Linked DNA regions of Homo sapiens: regions 1 and 3 are each linked to region 2. A link is an interaction called in ENCODE POLR2A ChIA-PET data of the cell type or tissue named here. Cell type or tissue: HepG2. All regions are shown on one strand.

The links. ChIA-PET counts read pairs that join two places held together with the same protein. Peaks named below come from ENCODE experiments on the same cell type or tissue, not always from the same donor. Only the 100,000 strongest peaks of a DNase experiment are listed, where the experiment ranks them.
Region 1: POLR2A ChIA-PET joins it to region 2 with 11 read pairs; 2 of 35 experiments call an interaction of 5 or more read pairs at or near these places.
Region 3: POLR2A ChIA-PET joins it to region 2 with 10 read pairs; 2 of 35 experiments call an interaction of 5 or more read pairs at or near these places.

Annotation. Positions count from the first base shown.
Region 1 is chr1:56,435,975-56,438,474 of GRCh38, forward strand. All of the region lies in intron 1 of LOC124904185 (a long non-coding RNA gene), which reads right to left. Among named protein-coding and RNA genes, the nearest start is that of LINC01767, 22 kb to the left of the region's middle. RefSeq lists a silencer at 1-97. In HepG2, no CTCF peak of the experiment used is centred here; DNase peaks (open chromatin) are centred at 7 and 1,137.
Region 2 is chr1:56,492,993-56,495,492 of GRCh38, forward strand. It overlaps PLPP3 (phospholipid phosphatase 3), which reads right to left. Exons shown (of 6, transcript NM_003713.5): 6 at 1,769-2,500. Among named protein-coding and RNA genes, the nearest start is that of LINC01767, 79 kb to the left of the region's middle. RefSeq lists an enhancer at 1,085-1,743. In HepG2, no CTCF peak of the experiment used is centred here; a DNase peak (open chromatin) is centred at 1,509.
Region 3 is chr1:56,330,915-56,333,414 of GRCh38, forward strand. LOC124904186 (a long non-coding RNA gene) reads right to left here and starts at 1,402. Exons shown (of 4, transcript XR_007066107.1): 1 at 1-1,402. RefSeq lists an enhancer at 1,499-1,558. In HepG2, no CTCF peak of the experiment used is centred here; DNase peaks (open chromatin) are centred at 507 and 1,117; H3K4me3 peaks cover 537 bases.

The DNA of each region.
Region 1 (2,500 bases), 57 kb before region 2:
TCCCCCTCCTCCTCCAGCCTGGCAAGCTGGGCCAAGAGTTCAGCTCCGGGTAGTACAGCCCCAGCACTTCTCATTAAGGCACACAGAAAATGTCACAGCTGGCCCCATGTTCATTCCCTTGTATGTGTCTTCATCAATTTCCAGGCCCCTGGAAGCAATTCCCAGAATCCACTTCTTTTCAGCTAAGTTCCCTAGAGGGGAGGGGGAGCTTCTTAAGCCCATTCACACCCAGCAGGTGTTGGTGAGGGATCTGATCCAAGGCAGAGGGGGTGGGAACTAATATTTTCAGACCATCTCTCATGGACCAGGCTCTTTTATCCATGTCTTTCAAATCTTAACATGAGCATCGCTTTTCTGGGGGCGCTTTCCCTGATTGTCCCACCCCCAGCCAAGACTCAGTGAAGTCCTGTCTCGTAGCAAGCTGTATTTCTTCTTGCAATACTTACATGTGCAAGCATATGTTTAATGCCTTCCTTCCCTTGTAAGCTTCATGGGGTGGTGGGGGTGGGGCACAATCAAGTCCATTTCATTCTCCAGTGTCTCTTTAGTGCCTGGCACCTACTCTGTGCCCAGGCACTAAAGAAACACTGGAGAATGAACTACACAGTGCCTGACACGGAGTAGGTGCTTAATAGATAATGAATGAATGAATGAATGAATGCATCAACCTCATTGCAATGCTGTGCAGTAAATAGTATTATTTTCTGGATTTTGCAGAGAAAGTAACTGTGACTCCAAAGGTGAAATGTCTTATCCCAGGTGACACAGCCAGTAAGTGGTTCAGGTAAGATCAAACCTAGTTTTTTACCAGGACTTACTGCACTTGATTTATACTATGATTGAGCTGGAAACAAAACAATTTTTCAAAATAAAGAAGCTGAAAGTGTTTGCCCACAATTCTCTCTCCACCCCCAACCCAGCATGATTTGTACTGAGCAAGAGGATTCTAAGGGCTTTGTGTAGCCCACGCAAGGCAGAGGAAAGGGTACAGGGGCTGCCCTTGTCCCCCAGCTGCCAGAGACTGGATCCTCACATGGAGCCCCGCCCGGTTTGTCCCCACCAGGGCAGGACTTGGATAAAAAGTCTCAGGAGAACAAAGACCACATTTTCCCCTGTGAAGCAGAGAGGCCACTGCCGGGGAAACAATGGCCTTGCTGCGGATCAAAGGAGCTGGGCCTGTGCTGGGGACAAAAGCTGAGTCCCTGCTTGATAAGACTGACAACCGGCTCTTCCCCTCCTTTTAGAAAAGTCTCCAGAGAGTCCACCCCACCTTCCCAGCCTCACCTCCCAACTCTTCTCCCCTCCCCTCCCCCACACAGCAGAGCTCCAGGAATGCAGGCTAATTGCTCTTCCCCCAGCGAGCCTCGTTCTTTAACATGCTAGGCCTTTGCTTAAGTGTTTCATCTGCCTACCATGAATTTTCCCTCCTTCCCCCTTAAGTGTACACTTACTCAGACTTCAATATTTTGCTCAAAAATTGCCTCCCCTCTGCCCTCCCTGATCCTTTGACACCTACATGGATTGCATGCAGCTGTGCATTTGCTCAGACCCCAGCTCCTGCCTGGAGTTAGAGCACTGAATTATTACTACCACCTCCAATGCCAGCCTCTCCCTTCAGGTCGTGACCACATGGAGGCCAAGATAATTCTTAACAATGTTGTAAATGCATTGCCAGACACAAGAGAAGACTGATGGGCAAAAAAAAAGTATGTTAATGAATGTTGTAGAGTGAGCTCTCCTAAGCCCTGGAAATTCACTTGGGTGACATGTCTTCTGGATGAATCAAAACCTCCCTATCTCCTTACTTTAATTGTTTCAGTTAATATTTTTTAAGTGCCTACTATTTTGAGGACACTGCTAGGTGCTTAGAATGGAATGATGAGCCAAAACAACAATCCTGCCCTCATGGAGTTACAGTCTAGTGGTTCGGGTCAGGTAGACAGACATTAATCAGCTGCATAATTTTAAAACTATAAGGACTGTGAAAGGAAAGCACAGGACAGGGCAATACAAGAGGAGATTAATTTATGCACCAATATTTGTTGAGAGTTCACCATGTACTAGGCTGAGTTTGAGGCTCTGGCAGAGATGCATCCTTTCTGGAGCTAACCTATCCTATAACAGGGGAAACTGGTCCAGGCTGGGAAGGCTTTCCAGAGGAAGTGATTGCTGAGCCTGATTTAAGGGATGAGTCACCATTAAGGAGGCAAGGGCAGAGGGTGGGAACAATGAACGTTATTTTATGATTGGTAGTGAGATGGGGTTGCCTACAGGAAAATAGAGTACTTCACTAAAATGCCCACAGAGAACTTGACAGCAGAAGTTGGCAGAACAATCCAAAATGTGTGAAGGTCAGATTCAAAGGCCCAGAGAGACTCTGTGATTTGCCCAAGGTCACCCCCATGCCTCTGGTAGATGGAGAGAAACAGAGTCCTAGCTCCAAATCGCTGCCTCACAATGCCTTGCAACTCTTAGATTATTTGGGAAGACGCTCTCTAAC
Region 2 (2,500 bases):
CATGAGTGAGCCATCATGCCTGGTCCCTGCTGGATTTTGAAGTTGCTGGGGACTGATGACTTCTTTTTTCCGTCTATTTCTCTCTCTCTCTCCTTTTTTTTTTTTTTTTGAGACAGTGTCACTCTGTCGCCCAGGCTGGAGTGCAGTGGCGGGATCTCGGCTAACTGCAAGCTCCCCCTCCCGGGTTCACGCCATTCTCCTGCCTCAGCCTCCCAAGTAGCTGGGACTATAGGCGCCCACCACCACGCCCGGCTAATTTTTTTGTATTTTTAGTAGAGATGGGGTTTCACCATGTTAGCCAGGATGATCTCAATCTCCTGAACTCGTGGTCCGCCTGCCTCGGCCTCCCAAAGTGCTGGGATTACAGGAGTGAAACATCACGCCTGGCTTCTCTCCCTTTTTAAATAGGAATGTCTATAACTGTTATTCTATGCCTGTTTCACCAGTGAATTTAGGGAGCAGATAACTTGTTTCTTAATTTTCACAGGTTCATAGAGAGCAATGTATTCCAGGGTGGATTAAACATGGAGCCTCCTTTTTACCTAATTTGAATGGGTTAGTTTAGATGATGAGATTTGGGGTGTTTAAGTTGTTAAGATTTAGGATTTTGACTTGATACTGCCATATCCTAGGTCTTTAGGGGATGTGGGGATAGGGTGATCTGTTTTGCATTTGGGATGGATGTGAATCTTTTGAGGGCCAGAGGGTGAACTCTGGTACTCTGAATAATGGTTCCCGAAATATGGCCATGTCTTAGATCCCTGGCATCTGTGAATATATGTTCCATGGCAAAGAGGAATTAAGGCAGCAGATTGAATTAAGTTTGCCAGTGAACTGACTTTAATATAGGTGATTATCCTAGATTATGAGCAGGTCTGTGTAATCAGCAAGGAGGGCCTTTACATGTGAAAGGGGTGGCAGAAGAGGAGAACCAAAGAGATGGCAGGGTGAGGACTCTACCCAATGTTGCTTCCTCCATGTGAACATGAAGAGGGCCACAAGCCAGGGAAAGTGGGTGGCCTCTAAAAACAGAAAAGGCAAGGAAACAGCTTCTTGCCTAGAGCCTCCAAGATTGTAAGACAATACATCTATGCTGTTTTACGTTTGTGGTAATTTGTTATAGCCGCTATAGCAAATTAATATAAGACCTATCCTACAATTTAATGCTCTAGGATCTTAGACTAATCATTTCATCTTTGCATTCTTTAGTATTCTTTCTTTCTCAAAATAACTGCTGTGAAGATCAGACAGAACAAATAGGCAGAAATCCCTGGCACACAGGTGCTCAATAAATGTGAATTTCTAGCTTCCCCTTTTCTTCCAGGTTGGAGAAACACAAGGAAGGGAAGCAGGAGCCACAGGCCATTCTCAGCCTTCCTTTGATGTGGGCTGTGTACAGGATTCCCTCAGTAAGCTCCCCCAGCATACCTTATCTAGAGTGAGGGCTGCTTATCTGCCCTCGGGGTTCCTACAGCTCCTACCTCTCTGATGGAAAAATCCTCTTTAGAATACAAAAGCTCTTTAGAAGAGCCTGAGATGAGGGTAGAGCCAGGGCCTCATTCTGCAAACAGGCTTTCAGAGATGAAAGAGCAGGGCAGACATCGGTATCTACCCTATGACCACCACATTTCCCACTGAAAAAAATCAGGAGTTGGTGCGCTGAGATGAGGCAAGCCCACTCAAAGAGGCCAGCCCGCGATGCTTCCTTCTCCTACCCACACACCTGAGACAAACATCTCTCAAACACTCCAGGCTTGCAAGTCCTTAATTAGTTGTGTTACGAGCTTTTATTTAAAAAGCACATTTAATACAAGTATAGTTTCGCAGATACAAGTTTTCACTTTGTATGCTACAAAAGTCTTTGAATATTATTCTCTTTACAAAATGGAACCTTACAAAAATACTGACAATTTAATGTTTTTATACAGTTTTCTCTAGTTGCAGTTATTTCATTATAAAACAATGTCTACCACAGAACTATGATATTTTAGTTGATATTTAAAAAAATTAACTCAATGCTTTTTTAAGCAGCTAATGTAAATAACACAGGTCGAGACACAGTTTATAATCATAGTGGATATAGCTAAATTGTTTCAGAAATAATATCTTACATAGTTAACTTTTAATGTTTTATACATTATTTATATAATATTTATATATAAAAATCATAGCTTGCTATAAGTTGAAATGAAAGGACGGATTCTGTAGTAAGGATGTGCATGTGGTTGATCCATATGGTTACATTTAACCCTTTGAAAGGTCTGCATCCAAGATCTAAACGCATTTCTTCCTTCCTCCTTTCCTCAAAGGTTCAGTAGAAGGGGTCCCTGTCTATCACCTAGAGTGGGACCTTGCATGGAAGGACACTTACGGATAGAGGATGAGGGAAACTCTCTACCGAGATTTAACCCATATGTTCTGCCCAGCAGAACCTACCAAGAACTGCCCTAGGGCTCAACCCCAAGACAATAGTGCTTTACACAGCAAGAGCAACTCCTAC
Region 3 (2,500 bases), 160 kb before region 2:
TATCATCTCCATTTTATAGATGTAAAAATGAAAACAGAGAAGTTAAGCAACTTGCCCAAAGTGACACAGTGAGTGAAGTATTGAATACAAGGGACTCTGACCTAGAGTAAGACTCCCAGCTCAATACATTTTCTGCTACTCCATATTGTCTCTTAATATCCTATCTCCATGTCTTTTGGATCTGAAAAACTCAGCCTCTATTACCGACAGCTAATGAATACAAGAGAGATTTCTCTGAACACAGACAAGCCCTCTATCCCTTCTCTTTTAGTGGGGGCTGTTGGAAAGGAAGCTTACTTCAAGTAGATATAAGAAATAAACATTTTTGCCAGCTTGAATGCAGCCTAATCCAGTGGTTATTTAGATTAAAACCCCAGGGCAGTGTCCAGGCTGACCTCATCTCTATGTGGCAGAAGAGTGCCACCAGGTTCAGCCACACTCAGGAGCCTCAGCCCAGGAGAAGTACATAAGGAAATAGTTCAGAATCCCAGTGCTCCAGGGGAGCCTTGATGACTGAAACTTGAGAGGCCTCCTGAACTTGGAAGAGAGGTCAGGCCACCAAATGCTCCATTGTCCATTGAATGTTACATCCCATGCAATTCCAGATAACTCAATACTACAGTATTCTCTTACAACTGAGAGCATTATATTTTTCAAATGCTTCCATAAACAGCTTTGTTTTCCTTTTAACCTATCAACAACTAAAAAAAAATGTGGGAACAAGTAATGCAGTAAAAAATGGTTACGTGCATGGGATTTGGAGTCAGACAGGTTGAATCCCATTTCTGCTGCCTTCTAGCTATGGAACTTGAATAAGCCACTGAGCCCCTGTGAGCCTCCGTTTTCTCATGTGTAAAATAAAGATACTGTATTACATACAGAGACATCATAGAGTCAGTCAGGTGATGTATGTAAAATGCTTTTCTCAGAAGTTCAATATTAATAGTACTTAAGTCAGAATTTCTGGACTCTACTTTGTTGAGTGGGATTTCTTTACAGTGAGGCCCACCAGCAAATATCCACCTCCTAGTTCATCTCCATAGTTAAATAGCAGGCTGAGTAAATATTTGTGACATGAATCAATAAGCCAGTGAACCTTTGTCCCGTTATGGCACCAAGAAACCTTTCCCTCTCTCCTGGTTTGGGGCCTAAATGCTTCTGGAATAATGAGCTGTCATGGATTGATGAATCACAAAGCAGTGGACTTACAATGCCTTCCAAGCAATCAGGTTTAAAGAAAAATCCTTTAGGGCACATTGATGCGGGGTGAAAGAAAGCGAGGCTGGGTCCTGATGAATCCCACACGCAGCCTGACAGAGTGAATGGCAACCTCTTCAAATCGGTTCTTGGCGGAGGCACTCGGGGAGTTCTTACTTACCAGCCTCTCCAGACCTGTCTGTCTGTCCACCGCAGACTCTACCTCTGACTGGGGAGGCCTGAGTCAGGCGACCAGGGGATCCTGCTGATTGGAGTCAGCTCAATGACTCGTCAGCTGGAAAGAGGGGGATATTGAATTCATCAGTCATGTTGACAGGGGGCGTGGGGTGGAGAGTGCAGGGGAAAACCCAGTGTTGGGCAAAGCTGTGAAGAACACTGAGTTAGACTTGGGCACGATAACCCCTTGAACCAAATTAATGACCCACAGGCTCCCATTGTTTTGTTTCAAATTGTACTGAATGATGGATAATAAATGTTAGCCCTTGGGTCTCACTCAAATATCTAAGAAAACAGTAGGCAATTTCTTAAATTTTTTTTTCCGAGTGTTTTCATGTATCTTTAAATGTTATACAACATTTATATTTCAGTAATTGGACACGCTGATACTACCTGGGATGGTAGCAGCCAATTGGGATTTTTTTTTCTTTTCTTTTCTTTTTTTTTTTTTTTTTTTTGAGACAGAGTCTCACTGTCACCCAGGCTGGAGCACAGTGGTGCGATCTCGGCTCACTGCAACCTCCACCCCTCAGGTTCAAAGATTCTCATGCCTCAGCCTCCTGAGTAGCTGGGATTACAGGCATGCACCATCACACCCAGCTAATTTTTGTATTTTAAGTAGAGACGGGGTTTTGTCATGTTGGCCAGGCTGGTCTTGAACTCCTGACCTCAAGTGATTTATCTGCTTTGGACTCCCAAAGTGGTGGGATTACAGGCATGAGCCACGGCACTTGGTCAACAAATTGGGATTTATTAAACACCTATTTTGTACCATGTGAATATATATATATCTGTTATTTTACTCATTTCTCTGAGAGGGGTGCCTACATAATTCCCAAATTATAGATAAGAAAACAGGGAAAGACAGGTGACTAATTTGCAGAGTCACTTTACAAGACAGTGACAGAGGCTGAACACAGTGGCTCACACCTGTAATCCCAGCATTTTGGGAGGCCCAGGCAGGAGGATTGGTTGAGACCAGAAATTTGAGACCAGCCTGAGAAACACCAAGGCCCCATCTCTACAAAAAATAACAATTAAAAAATGAGCCAGGTGTGGTGGCAGA